Linked DNA regions of Homo sapiens: regions 2 and 3 are each linked to region 1. The links are chromatin contacts, found by Hi-C or POLR2A ChIA-PET in ENCODE. All regions are on one chromosome and are shown on one strand. Each heading gives the region's core, a stretch centred on a gene start or an enhancer-like site at or near the end of the contact. The rest is flanking DNA. Distances are from core to core; before and after follow the strand shown. Region 1 holds the start of LTAP1 (lipid transport auxiliary protein 1). Region 2 holds the start of GON4L (gon-4 like). Region 3 holds the start of YY1AP1 (YY1 associated protein 1).

Region 1 (4,729 bases), core at 913-3,412:
TGACTTAGTAGCTGCCCTCAGGGAGCTTACAATCTAATTTAAGAAACAATTCAGAAACTGAAGCTAGACTGAGTTGGGTAAAATTTGCTACCTCTAACAGAACAACTAATTTCTGTAGATGCTTTGTTGAAATGGCCCCTGCATCCCCTTCCCCACCACCTTGATATCTAGTTAGTAAGAGTACTTCCCAGTTAGGACATAGCAAGGAGGAGCTTTAAAGATGAAAAACAAAACAGGACATTTTTAGGCCTTTCATCACTAGTTTATGTGCCAGCAATATTTCCCATTCACAAAGGAAACAATCATTGAGATAGTCTAATCTTTAAGGACAATGGTGTCAGATCTCAAAGCAGTTTTATCAACTGATACACAGCCAAAATGTTTTAATTCTCTGTAATCATTGGGATAGTCTAATCTTTAAGTACAATGGAGACAGATCTCAAAGCAGTTTTATCAACTGATACACAGCCAAAATGTTTTAATTCTCTAGAAACGCTGGTTACTAGTAATGTCCATCACCTCCCAGCAAGTCACATCAGGTATCCCCAAAACAGGATATGCGGCGGAGGAAGGTAGGATGGGAGAGAAGACAAAAAAAAAGGATTTCTCCATTTAATAATCAGGGAGAGTCAAAGGCAAAAACGTTAACAATAATAACAAAAACGCCTGTTACTGTGGTGTTTTTCTTTCCACAACATCCTACACCAGAGGTGGCTACATTTCAAGAATGGTGGAAAAGGAGCAGTCTCCAGTTTGTGACATCAGTTTGCAAAGCAATTTAAGGGCTGTCCACAAGGTTAAGGGTTTGAAGAAACTGGGCATTCCTGTACCATTATGAGAAGAGTGAACAAATACCCCAGTGCTCTAGTGACGTCCCTTAAGCGTAAATACACCCTATGGGGGCCTCCATGTCCAGCTTCCCAAATAACACAATTGTTTGGGGTACCCAAACTACAGTATAAACAGGAAGCTAAAGACAGCAGCAAAAACATATTCCAAGAACTGGGTTGGTGAGAAAGAAGGGAGGGTAATAAGAGGAGCTGACAAAGAGCCTGGAAACGGAGAGGGGACGCAAGCCCACGGGTGGAGGATGGGAGGCTCACCCCCCTCAGCGCCACATCGAGAGCCCACGGGGCCAATCTCCTCCCTACCTCCCAGCCGGAACAAATTAATCCTTCGCACACCAAACTGAGGGCCACATGGGGGAGTTTGGGGGAGCTCCACCCCATCGCCCTCCCTCCCCCACGCCACCCCCAAACCAGGCCGGATCCGGATCAGAGGAGGCCCGCAGTGGGTGGAAAGGGAGGAGGCCCTCTCCTCCGCAGGCACCGGCCGGGGTGAAGAGAGAGCCCTACCTCAGGCAAGGCCCAGGCCTCGCTCGCTCGCGCTCTTTCTCGCTCTCCCCTCTCAGGCTCTAGCCGCATGGCCCCCCCTTCCTACGGCTGCTCCAAGCCCCGCCCCGGCCACGCTCCCAAATCGAGGCCCCGGCTCTGGCGCGGCCCACTAGGCCGCGAACCCAACCATAAACAAAACCTCCGGGGGCCGACTCGAGGTGGGGGGCGCCAGGGCTCGCATGACTCGGGGGGGGGTGTACAGTGGGGGAACACACGGTGTGGGGGGGCCTACCGAGGGAGGGGATACGGCGGGGGCAGGGGAGAAAAGAGGGAGGGTAAAAGGGGGATCGCGGATTTAAAGGGGCCGCGGACAATACCCGGCCCCGCCGCGCTGCCGCTGCCGCCGCCGCCGCCGCCAACGCCGCTGCGCTCCCAACTTTACCTCAGTCTCCTCCACACTGACACCCCGGGCCGCGCCGCCCCTGTCACGTGATATAAGATTCCCTCTTCCCCACCCCCTCCCTCCTTTTCCCTCTCGCGCTCGCTCTCGCGCCTTCCCCCGCCCACTTGCCTTCCTGCGTCCCTCAGCGCGTGACGCTAAAAGGGGCGCGCACGCAAGCGTGCGCGTGCCGCCTCGCCACGAGACACCTCTTTCCGGCTCCGCGAGTCCACCCCGCCTCCTTCACGGCGGCCCTGCCTCCACCACGTGACGCACGGATGGCCGCCGCTTCCTCTTACTGTCGTAGTTCCGCGTCTGAGCGCTCGACGCTCCTGGGTGCCATTGCCTGCCTGAGTCACGTGTCAGGGGGAAGCTGGAAGGCGTCGTTCTCCTTTCCCAGCTCTCCTGCCTGTCCGCCATGTTTTCAGGCCGGGTCTGGCTTGGTCTTCCCCCGTAAGGAAATGGCCGGGGAGCTCCAGGGGACCCAGGCGCCGTCGCTTCGGCGGAGCCTGGGCTGACCAGCCAGGACAGCGGGGTAAACCCGAACAATTCTGCGCGAGGTAGGGAGGCCATGGCGTCCGGCAGTAACTGGCTCTCCGGGGTGAATGTCGTGCTGGTGATGGCCTACGGGAGCCTGGTGAGGAGATTACCCCACCCCATTCCTGCTGTCGCATCTTACCCAGTAGAGACCCTCCTTTTGAGCTGTACCCCGTCTGCATTCTCCACCCACTCACCTGCGCCTATCCGGGCTTTGACTCCTTATTCCAGGAGTAGGTGGGAGTTTAAGTCACTTAGTCGGGCCGACCCGCCCTCGTTAGTCTAGAACCCTCCCTTTAACGCTAGAGCACAGACCCCACGCCTCCCTGCTGCTGGCTTCTTAGATCCACCCCCATCATAACGGCCTTGCTTTGCCCCAAGTTTTACCCTGAAACATTCCTGAGAGCCGGAATCTGGGGATTTGGAATGAAGGCATGCTTTTTTAAAAAAAAAACAAAACAAAACTGACTTTTTATTAAAGGATTTTTACATCTTTTTGGACAGGTGTTTGTACTGCTATTTATTTTTGTGAAGAGGCAAATCATGCGCTTTGCAATGAAATCTCGAAGGGGACCTCATGTCCCTGTGGGACACAATGCCCCCAAGGTAGGTCCTTAGGGCACAAGTTAAACATACTTCTCCAGATCTTTTAGGGTCAAGAATGAGATTTCCTCTGCCTTTAGTGATGACTTTAATTCTCATGTTTCTTTGCGTGCACTTGTCCTTGTACTTACTAAGTTGAGCAGGCACTGTGCGCTTTGGAACTTGGCTTACCTGCTCAGTGCTGTGGCAAGCATGTGGCTCATCCTGGAACTTCTGTTTTTGTATCTGCAGAATGAAGGGCTTGGGTCGAAGTTCCCAACTGTTTGTAGTAAAATATTTCCCAGCTCATCTTAAACTACCCAGTGTTTTTTGTTTGATTAGGATGGGGTTGAGATCATTAAGGTTAACCCAAGAGCAATGAGAAGGGTTACCTTTACATAATTTTAGACTTAAGAGGAGCTCCATAAATCATCTAATTCCACCATTCATGTTACCAAGAAGCCCAAGAAAAGGAGGCAGTTTACCAGAAGACGTATAGGAAGTGAATAACCCAGTGGTCTTTTATCTTTGTCTGTACTTTCTCCTTAGGTGACTGTCTTCCTTTCCTTGGCTTTAGCTACAGATGAAATTTTATCTCTATCCTAGAACTCTTTCCTGAGTTCCTTACATATATTGCCAACTGATTACCTGACATTTCCACTTAGATTTGTAGTAGACATCTCAAACCCAACATTTGTGAATCAGAATTATTGCTATCCCACTGCCACTCTCATTCTGCTTCTTTAGTCTTTCGCTTCTAAGTAAAAGACACCTGCTTCCCTTACCAACCCCCTTTTGTGTGGCTCTCCCCAGATCACTGGGACCCAGCTCCACTGGCTGAATTTTCCACCCTTTTTGCTCCTGTGATCTGGAATGGTCTTCAATTGGCTAGCTCATTCATTCTTTTGATCTTAGCTTAAATGTTACTTCCAAAAAAGGAATGCTTATTACCTATTTTAAAGTAGGTTCCCCCTCTCTTTATTTTCACATGGTACCCTGATTTTTCCTTCATAGCATTTACCATAATTTTTATGTTTGTCCATTTGTTTAAAACATGCCTCTCTCTTCCGCTAGACCGTAAGCTTCAAGAATGCAGGCACCATGCCAGTTTTGTTCACGACTATAAAGCCAGGACCTACACATAGTAGGTACTCAGTAATTTCTTGTTGAATGAAAAACAGGTTAGTGCCAGGGCCTACACATAGCAGGTACTCTGTAATTTGTTGCTGAATGAAAAACAGGTTAGTTGTAGAGCTAGAGCTCATGACTCCCTCAACTCCTAGAGCACTGTACTTTCATTAACAAGTGCTATTAACCTTCCCCTCTTTGTTCTTTGCTGACATAGTACATGAAAAGGCTCTAGGAGGATGTCCTGGCTTGAAACCTTAACAGTCCTGCCTGCCTCATGAGAAAGACATAGGGTTAGTTTCTAGCACATCATGAACCAATCAATACTTTGGCTATTCAGGGGTCCCTTGGTCTAGTTCAGAGCAATATTCCTTTTGCTTAAAAATTTTTTCTAAATTCTCAACCATTGCTAGTGAAAGTATAAATTAGTAAAACCACTTTGGAAAATAACTGGTCATTGTCTGGTAAGATTGCACATGTACCTAATCCATGGTCCAACAGTTTCTCTCCTACCATAGAGAAATTAAGTTTTGCTCATGTGTACCAAGAAACATGTGCAAGATTATTTATAGGGGCATTGTTCATAATATTTGAAGAAGAAACTTAATTCAAATGTCCACTTTTCAATTATTATATAGGCTGAGTGCAGTGGCTCATACCTGTAGTCCTAGCACTTTGGGAGGCTGAGGCCAGAAGATCATGTGAGCCC
Region 2 (4,729 bases), core at 2,230-4,729, 1.6 Mb before region 1:
CCAGCCGCTCTGAAATGACGTAATGCTTTCTGCGGTACACAAAGCGGCCTCCCCCGGGCTGGGCCTCTTTCGCCCCTCCCCCTCCGGCCTGGATCGCGCCCCCGCCAGCATCAACGCTGGTCAGTCCCCCTTTTTGAAAAGGCGGCCCAGGGAAACAGGGAACAAAGGCCCCGGAAGGAGAGCGTCGGCGCTGCCAGGAGGCCCAGAAATAGACATCACGTCATCCCCCAGCCCAGCAGCGCCAAGCGCCATTTGGTAGCATCGGAGGGACCCCACCATTACGATGCGGAATGGAGCTTGCAGGGCTCACGTTTCCTCCTAGCCCCAGCATCCAGCTGACCGGCTTAAGGAGTGGCTTCCTTTTTGCTCCCCACCCCGCACCCCTCTTTCCCCAGAGGCCGCCGCCTCCCCTGGCTGCCAGCCACACGGCCCACAGTCTCCAAGCTGCCATCTTGATGCCCCATCCCCCTTGTCACTTCCCTCCCCCGCAGCCCTTAGGAATGGGAGGGGGAGGAAGGGGCACCGCCCTGTGTGCCCCAAGGGGGAGGGCTTGGCCTACCCCACCTCTCCTCCCCCAGAAGGAGGGGTTCACATCCTCCGCACGCTTGCTGTTTCTCACCTCCAGCAGTGCTGACAGTGCACCATACAAGGTTTTAGCATCCTGGACTTCCCCACCCTCGGTGTGGCTCAGGCCCTGCCAGTCCCTGCAGCCCATAGCTCAAGTTCATGCACTGTCAACTGCCCACTACCCACTACCCACCACCACAGGCCCGATTTTAGTGGGGCTGGCATTTTGAAGGCTCTGGTCTGGGCTGCATTCTCTGCCCTGCCGCTGGGCCCCCTTGGCCTTGCAACCATTCTGACCACCTCAAGCTTAGTTTTCCCGAGTCTACTTACCAAAGCTAGGTCGGATATTGGTGATCTCAGCCATGTCGTAATCAGAGGCTGTTGCTATAACGTTTTTGCAATGGTGAGACAGCTCTGGGAACCCTCGGTCAGTACCGAGGCAGCAGCTGTAGAGCTCTAGGTCAGGGAAGGGGGAAGGTATCCAGCGGACGCCTCCTGCGACGGTCCGGCCCCTAGTTGTCAGCTGCGCTCAGCTCTTAAGATGCTCCGGGGATGCGCTGAGCTAAGGATGCAGGTGCAGTCAGACTGGTCCTGATGAGAGGTAGGCTCCGCCTTCTTCCGAATGGTCCTCGGAAGAAGACTCCGCCTCTTCCGAATGGTCCTCGGAAGAAGACTCCGCCTCTTCCGAAAGATTACGGAAGTCAGCCCTCGCCCCCTTCAGGAAGCTCTCCCGGAGGGGACTCCTCCCACCGCCGAGTTTTCCCGAGAATGAGGCCGCGCCCACTGACGCGCTGTGGTTCCAAAACGAGAAAGTACTGAAGGGTAAGAAGCATAGGTAGATTATTATATGAAATCCTCTGATTTCAGTTTTCTGGGCTTTAATACAGCAGCAAAATGTTCTCGGTCCTGAGTTCCAGAATTTTGGGAAAATAAAATTCTGTACTGCCTGGATTTCAGTATCGACTGCCATCATTATGCATTTCTGAGACCGCTAAAGGTTATTACAGAACTTTTTTTTTTGGCTTATATTTCACAGTGGATGGAAACTGTCTTAAACCTCAGAAACTCTGATGAAAGACCAAACCTGGGGATGGTTGCACAACTCTGAACATTTACTAATTTTAAAAAAACAGCCGGGCACGGTGGCTCATGCCTGTAATCCCAAACCTTTGGGAGGCCAAGGCGGGCAGATCACTTGAGGTCAGGAGTTCGAGACCAGCCTGGCCAGCATGGTGAAACCCCCATCTCTACTAAAAATACAAAGATTAGCCGGGCGTGGTGGCACACGCTACTTGGGAGGCTGAGACACGAGGATCGCTTGAGCCCAGGAGGTGGAGGTTGCAGTGAACCGAGATCGCGCCACTGCACTCCAGCCTGGGCAACAGAACAAGACTCCGTCTGAAAAAAAAAAAAAAAAAAAAATTTGGTTGTACACGTAAAACAGATGGATATTGTGGTATGCAAAGCTGTTTAAAAAAAAAAAAAAAAACAACTAATGAAAAGTGCCAAAGTTAATCAGTGTTGAATTTTTTTCATGAACCTCAAGTGCTTAGGGTTTCGTATGAGAGAGGCCAAACCGAAAGATCTGTGTATTCTGTAGGTCAAAGAACAACACACATGAAACTCCGAGCTTCTGGAGTCTTCCTTGGTATTTGGGAGAGTTGGTGTGATTCAGGTTAGTCAGACTACTGCCATGTTTGCATAAATTTCAACCTTCATTTTGGCTGTGGATAATTTCATCCGTTGGATTCTGTTTACAGATAGGATTAGTTCAAATGTATAAATTTGTGTTGGTGGTTTACCTGTAAAATGAGGGGGTTGAAAGTATTTTTCCACCTTTTGACATTCTGTTTTTTATTATTTTTTTAATCTCCGTGGATTCCAGACATTGTTTTTCTAGAAAAGTGGAAATAACATCATTTTAGAAGTCATTCATTCATTCGCTCATTCAAAAAGCACGTATTGAATTATTGAACATCTGTTACACCCCAGGCAGCCTCCTGGACACTGGGTCAATGCATTATTAGCTAGAGTTAGGAGACTTAATACCTGATTCTCCTTGATAGCTGTCTGTGTACCGTTGTGAAATCACCTACTCAGATGAGCCAGAACTTTGTCCTGTGCAAACTGGAATATGATATAATAATCTTACAGTCTATTGTGGAGACCAAGTCACCTAAGAAAATGTGAGAGCATTTTGTAAAATGCAGAATATTGTACATATATGAATAATTACTATAGCCTGAGTCCAAGAGTGCCTTAGTTTTAATCAGGAGCCTGCACTATTTGTAATTTAGAGACTTCTTTTTCTGGCATTTTATGACTTCTTCAGTCCCTTGGTCCTGTGTTCCAGGTGACTCGTAGTGAGAAAAATTAGTTGTTAATCTTTTTTTTTTTTTGATACAGAGTCTCACTGTCGCTCAGGTTGGAGTGCAGTGGCACGATGCCGGCTCACTGCCACCTCCGTCTCCCGGGTTCAAGCGATTCTCCTGCCTCAGCCTCCGGAGTAGCTGGGATTACAGGCGTGCGCCACCACGCCCAGCTAATTTTGTATATTTAGTAGAGACGGGGTTTCACCATGTTAGCCAGGGTGATCTCGAACTCCCGACCTCAGGTAATCCGCCCGCCTCCGTCTCCCAAGGTGCCGGGATTACAGGCGTGAGCCACCGCGCCTGGCCCCCAAATTAGCTGTTAATCTAAACCACTGAATCTTAACCTCAGTTTTGAGTAGGATAACTCCATGGGCAGAGAAAGCTAAGTAGTGCCTTTAAATTTTTTTGCCAATAACTGACGCACTAACGTTGTGGCTTCACTCTGCCCTAAAATGGGATGGCGCATAGTGTTAGGCGCATGCTCCTTGATGCACTGCGGCGCGGCGCTCCGAGGCTCGGGGACGCGCACGCAATTCGCTGTTGTTGGCTGACTTCCGGTGGTGCCAAAGCCGTTTCCGTGGAATCAGGCCGGCTGGTGAGGGTACAGGTTTGTGTGTGGTGGGGTGGGAAGAGGCAGGTGGGAGCTGGGACACCTGGACGAACGATGTCCAGGTTGAGAAGGTCGGGTCTGAGGGTGGGCGCTGGGTGCGTGGCGGAAGTTAAGGGCGTGAAGTCCAGTGTCTAGTTGGGAATGGGGACTGGAGCCAGCCCTGGGCACCGAGGTGGAAGCGCGGTTAGGACCCCTTTTGAAAATGTTTTCCTAGGAGAGGGCCGTGCCGGGGCTGCCTCCACATTGGCATTCATTCACCCTGCTGGTCCGACTTGGGTTCCCAAAAAAGTGGATTCTGTCGAGCTACTGCTGTGTTTGAGGTGCCTGGAGCTGAAGTAGCTGTCTTTCTTTCCTTCTTTTTCTTTCTTTCTTTTTCTTTTTTTCCCCTTTTTTTGATCTCAGTAATTATCTGTGAAATAAAAGAGCTGCCCTGGCTACTCCCATTCTATTTCTTATAAGGTCACCACCATCTCTCACAGGAATCAACGAAATCTTCATGTTTTATTGAGCTTTAGTTACTGAGTTTTAATTACATCAGTTGATTGAGGGGATGGAGAATCTCCCCTAATGTCTTGGAGAAACAGAAGGGAGGTTTAAAACTAACTGTAGGTCGGGCGCGGTGGCTCACGCCTCTAATCCTAGCACTTTGGGAGGCTGGGGCGGGAGGATCGCTTGAGGCCAGGAGTTTGAGACCAGCCTGGGTAACAAATCGAGACCCCGTCTCTACAAAAAAAAAAAAAGAAAAAAAGTCGTTGAGGGTGGTGGCAAGTGCCTTGTAGTCCTAGCTACTCGGGAGGCCGAGGCCAGAGGGTCACTGGAGCCCAGGAGTCTGAGGCTGCAGTGAACTAGGATCTTGCCACTGCACTCCGGTCTGGGCAACAGAGCGAGACCTTGTCTCTGGAAAGAAAGAGAGAGAGAGAGAAAGAAAGAAAAGAAGAAAGAGAAATCTAACCTTAGACGCTTAGAGTTACAAATAACTTTTATTTTTCAGTTCTCTAGTTCAGGCTTTCATCTAGTACTCTGATAAGTGGACATTCAGGCTTCGCTTGAACATTGCCAGTGATCTAACACAAGGCGGCTTATTCTATTATTGGATCTATTTATGACAGTAAAGTTTTCCTGGGTAATAAGATGCCTTTTTTTTTTTTTTTTTTTTTTTTTTTTGACAGAGTCTCCCTCT
Region 3 (4,729 bases), core at 1,415-3,914, 1.5 Mb before region 1:
ACGAAACAAAGTTCTGATGCATTACACAACTGGATGAACCTTCAAAACAAAGTAAAAGAAGACAGTTGCATATAGTATGATTTCAATTACATGAAATGTCCATAATTTGCTTATTAATTACATAAACTGATTTAGTGGTTGCGAGAGGCAATGGGAGGGAGGAATGGAAAGCAACTTACTGATAAGATTCTTTTGGGGGTGATAAAAAATGTTCTAAAGTTCGATAGTGGAGGCTGGGCATGGTGGCTCACGCCTGTAATCCCAGCACTTTGGGAGGCTGAGGCAGGTGGATCATGAGGTCAGGAGATCGAGACCAGCCTGGCTAACACGGTGAAACCCCGTCTCTACTAAAAATACAAAAAATTAGCTGGACGTGGTGGCGGGTGCCTGTAGTCCCAGCTACTCAGGAGGCTGAGGTAGGAGAATGGCGCGAACCCGGGAGGCGGAGCTTGCAGTGAGCCGAGATCGCGCCACTGCACTCCAGCCTGGGTGACAGAGCGAGACTCCGTCTCAAAAAAAAAATAAAATAAATTAGCTGGATGTGGTGGCATGTGCCTGTAGTCCTAGTTGCTCAGATGGCTGAGGTGGGAGGATCCCTTGAGCCAAGGAGCTTGAGGTTGCAGTGAGCCAGGACTGCACTACTGCCTTCCAGCCTTGGCGACATAGATCCTATCTCAAAGCAAACAAACAAAAAAAAGTGTAAATTTACAGAAGAGTTGCAAAGGTAGTACAAAGTGCTTTCTTACAATTTTCATTAGAGTTTCCTTAATGTTACATACATATGACCATGGTACAATTTTCAAAATTAAGAAATTAAAGCTGGTACAATACTATTTAAAAATTGCAGACTTTATTTGCATTTCCTCAGCTTTTCTGCTAATGTCTTCTTTCTTTTTTTGAGACAGGGTCTCGCTCTGTCACCTAGGCTGCAGTGTGATGGCGTGATCTCGGCTAACTTTGCAACCTCTTCCTCAATCCTCCTGCTTCAGCCTCCCAAGTAGCTCAGACTACAAGCGTGTGCCACACCTGTCTAATTTTTGTGTCTTTTTGTAGAGATGGGGTTTCACCGTGTTGCCTAAGCTGGTCTCGAACTCCTAGGCTCAAGCAATGCGCCCTCCTCCGCCTCCCAAAGTGCTGAGATTACAGGTGTGAGCCACTGCGCCCAGCCTAATGTCTTCTTTCTGTTACAGGATCCAGTAGAAGATTCCACATCTGGAGATCTTTTCCTTTCTTTATATCTATCACCGACATTACCTACTCTTTAAAAATTTTGTAAAAGGCATAAATTTGAAAAATATATCCTCATTAATCTAAATCAAGTCATTGATACAACTATTTAACAAGACGCCCGGCCTGCTTTGTTTTATTAACGACTTGGAGGGACAGAACACTACCCATTACACCCACAAACGTTATCGACATCAACAGAACTGTAAATGACAACACGGCAATACTCTGCACCTTCCCTATGCCTAGGAGCTAATTCCACTTTACATATATTATTATTTCGTGTGTGTGTGTGTGTGTGTGACGGAGTCTCGCTTTGTCGCCAGGCTGGAGTGCAGTGGCGCGATCTCGGCTCACTGCAACTTCCGCCGCCCGGGTTCAAGCAATTCTCCTGCCTCAGCCTCCCGAGTAGCTGGGGCTACAGGCGCCCGCCACCACGGCCGGCTAATATTTGTATTTTTAGTAGAGACGGGGTTTCACCATGTTGGCCAGGATTGTCTCGATCTCTTCACCTTGTCATCCACCTGCCTCGGCCTCCCAAAGTGCTGGGATTACAGGCGTGAGCCACCGCGCCCAGCCCTATCTTATTATTTCACACACCAACCCTGGAGGCATGTTTGGAGTTGCCTAATTTTTATGTACACTTTTTGATAAGGAACTAACAAAAATAACTTGCTGAAGACAAGGGAAACTGAGTCCAGAACTGAATGAGAAGCACATGGTTTCTTCATCCTCCATCACCAGGCTGTCTAACGAGGCTGAAGTACCATCCATGAGTAAGTGCGTCAAGGGCAAACAAACATCATCGCATATGGACAGTGGTGTGAAATTCGAGAAATCCGAGGAGGGTTAACAACAACAAAAAGCACACCACCACGCCGAACTTCCTCGGGTCCCAGGTTGGCAACTCAACGCCCGGGAGGAATCCCCCCCGGAGGCGCGCCGGTCTACCGGCCTCACTCCCTACCTCCTGGAGGTCCGGAGTCCCGCTCCTTTCCCTCAGCGGTACAATACCCGTGTCGGTCCATTCCCTCACCGTGAGTCGAGGACTAGTTCTCCAGACTAGGCGACCGACACACGCTGCCTGGGGCCGGCTCCAAAGCGCCCGTCCTGAGACTGCAAAAAAGGGTCGGGTCATCCGGCAGGAAACGACTCAACGCGCAGCCGCCGCGGCCTCCAACCACCGGCCGGCAGAGGGGCGCTAGGCCGCCCTCGATCCCCTCGCCGCGGTCCCATGGAGGAGGAGGCGAGCCGCAGCGCCGCGGCGACGAACCCAGGGAGGTAGGTTGTCATGGGACTCGGCCGGCCACCCTGGCAATTCCAGTCAAACGGCAAGCCAGACTCGCTTTGCCGGTCCCTTCCTCTCCTGCCCCTGCAGCCGCCAGGAATGGAACAGTCCCGCGGTGGGGACTGTGGGAGGCGCACGCGCGAGGAGTGTAGGGTGGGGGTGCTGGCGGCGGCTGCTTTGGCGGCGGTTGGTGGCCGTGCGGGCGGGGAGGGAGGGGGAGGAGAGAAGAGGAGGTGGAGAAGGCTTGGGCTCGCGCCGCTGAAGGTACGCGTGAGGGCCTGCGCTGGAGCCGGCTTGACAGGGTCTGAGGGGGAGTGGAGAACTGGGCGAGGAGGTTCCCGTGGGTGAGCGCGTACGGGATGGCTGGCTCGCAGGACGGCCGAAGGTGGTGGTTGGTGGGAGCAGCCAGCGACGAGCCCGTAGACACTCGTACGCGTGCGGGCTGACGTGCGCGCTACATGGCCGGAGTCGGGCGAAGCGGGGGACCGTGGGGAAGAACGCGAGGAGGGAGGAGTGGGAGGTTGGGGGTGTCGCTAGGCGCCCTTAGCTCCCTCCCTCTGGAGGAGCTGCCGCGGCCACTCTGCTGCCGCCGCTGCCGCCGCCATTTTGGGTTCGCTTTGCGAGGGGAAACGATCCCAGTGTCGGTTGCGGGATCCGCCTCCTCTCAGTTTGCCCCTTTAGCCCTCCACCTTTCCCTTCTCCTCTCTCGCATTTCCGCCAGTCGGCTTACCCGCTGGCCGCCTCCTGACAAGCGGGAGGGATCCGCGGTGGACCCAGGGAAGCGGAGGAGCCTGGCGGCCACCCCCTCTTCCTCACTTCCCTGTACTCTCATCGCTCTCGGCCTCCGACACGGTGAGTAGAACGATTTGGGCCGGCATTCGGGCCTAAGCACTCTCTCAGCGATTGAATCCTGGGCTTTCTGGGAGCCACTGTCATCTCCCGGACCTGGACCTCTGGGAGAGCAGTGGTGAAGATGGGGGAGGGGAGAGCAGGGAGGGGGATCCTGAGCCTACCGGGAAGTCCCTCCAGGCGGGGTGAAGGGGTGTCCCTGACAGGCAGACTCCCGGAGGGGGCTGGGAAGTAAGCGAGTGGAGGCGGAGTCGGCTGTGCCCCTGACAGGTTAGTTTGTGTTTGTAGGCATGATCGGAGCCTCCCCCATAGTCCAGTTTGTGTGTGTTTAATTAAGGGATAAGAGTGGTCGAGGACACGATCTTGAGAGGGGATTTTACCTGTGTGACAAGGTCTGTGGTGTCCCTGCCGCGTTGAACGGTATGTGGGAACGACAGGATGATCTCAGTGTTGTACGTTTAATAAATGTCACTGGTTAGTTTGTACATGGAAAGAGATGTTTTTGGTCTAGCAGACAGATGGTCTGTTGGTGTGTAGCGGCTGTGTTGGTGTGTGTATGTGAGGATGGCAAGTGTTTCCGTAAGAGTTTGCCTTTATTTGTGTAAGTGTAATGGAGTTCCCCTTATAAGTTAGCTTATTTCTTGAATAAATGTTGGGAGGTTCCTTGCAGGTTGATATGTGTGTGTATTTTAGGGATTGGGAGCCCCTAGTTACTTGTTGGGAAAGAGCGGCAATGGTAGTGTTCTGTACAGCATGTGTCTGTGAGGTCAGGGAGGGGAGAAACTTGGCATAGCCAGTTGTGGTCTTAAGAATAGTTTGTGCCTTTGGTTAGAGTGAGTTGTGTAAATGTGAAGGGCCAAAATATCTTTAACAGAATCATTGCTACAAAGCTGTAAAGAATGGGTGGCCTTATTTGTTGTCGCGGGTTTATAGTAATAGTTTACAATACAATAAGAAAGCTCTTTCAGTTTCTTTGTGATACTGAATCTCTGTGAAAATGGTAGGATGCTTTCTTCCATTTTACAAAATAGGAAATTTAGGCATAAGGAGAGAACTTCTCCAAGGCCGCATGTTAAATTGGTGACAAAGTTGGAACTGTAACTCCCATATTTTCACTACTACTGCAGCAGTATATTCAGCATACCATGGTGCCTCAGGAAGTCTTTGTCGGCAAATCTGAGTATGCTGGAAAGATAGGAGCACATAAGACTGGTTGGCTTGTATTTGGGGGAGACCGATTGTGTCAGATATGTATGTGGAACGTAGCTGTCCTTGCCGAGTCTGACCTGTATGAAATGCATATCCATGGCTATATTATTTTGGATTTATGGAGGAAGCAGAGCATTTCTGACACTTAAGGTTGTA

Evidence for each region. Hi-C counts contacts between places; a loop is a spot of excess contacts on that map. ChIA-PET counts read pairs that join two places held with the same protein, here RNA polymerase II (POLR2A). Pooled maps may share reads with other maps.
Region 2: a map of CD4-positive, alpha-beta T cell shows a loop between it and region 1 (32-fold over the local background). The contact joins the promoter of GON4L here to the promoter of LTAP1 in region 1. A Hi-C loop is called at or near these places in 3 of 168 maps with a recorded cell type or tissue (CD4-positive, alpha-beta T cell and CD8-positive, alpha-beta T cell), 2 of 37 single-sample maps with no recorded cell type and 11 of 50 pooled maps.
Region 3: a pooled map shows a loop between it and region 1 (16-fold over the local background). The contact joins the promoter of YY1AP1 here to the promoter of LTAP1 in region 1. A Hi-C loop is called at or near these places in 6 of 50 pooled maps. POLR2A ChIA-PET finds 5 or more read pairs at or near these places in 2 of 52 experiments (naive thymus-derived CD4-positive, alpha-beta T cell and naive thymus-derived CD8-positive, alpha-beta T cell).

Annotation. Positions count from the first base shown.
Region 1 is chr1:154,218,023-154,222,751 of GRCh38, reverse strand. It overlaps LTAP1 (lipid transport auxiliary protein 1), which reads left to right and starts at 2,162. Exons shown (of 7, transcript NM_001098616.3): 1 at 2,162-2,410; 2 at 2,815-2,916. The coding sequence starts at 2,345. UBAP2L (ubiquitin associated protein 2 like) reads right to left here and starts at 1,797. Exons shown (of 27, transcript NM_014847.4): 1 at 1,777-1,797. RefSeq lists silencers at 1,624-1,773, 2,634-2,703 and enhancers at 1,294-2,041, 2,024-2,463, 2,042-2,789.
Region 2 is chr1:155,855,964-155,860,692 of GRCh38, reverse strand. It overlaps GON4L (gon-4 like), which reads left to right and starts at 3,479. Exons shown (of 32, transcript NM_001282860.2): 1 at 3,479-3,546. It overlaps SYT11 (synaptotagmin 11), which reads right to left and starts at 1,126. Exons shown (of 4, transcript NM_152280.5): 1 at 898-1,126. The coding sequence starts at 931. RefSeq lists enhancers at 886-985, 1,176-1,285, 2,526-3,113, 3,400-3,599.
Region 3 is chr1:155,686,709-155,691,437 of GRCh38, reverse strand. YY1AP1 (YY1 associated protein 1) reads left to right here and starts at 2,664. Exons shown (of 11, transcript NM_139119.3): 1 at 2,664-2,779; 2 at 3,237-3,367. DAP3 (death associated protein 3) reads right to left here and starts at 2,347. Exons shown (of 13, transcript NM_004632.4): 1 at 2,264-2,347. It also overlaps the pseudogene LOC124904430. RefSeq lists enhancers at 2,199-2,248, 2,624-3,258 and a silencer at 2,739-2,788.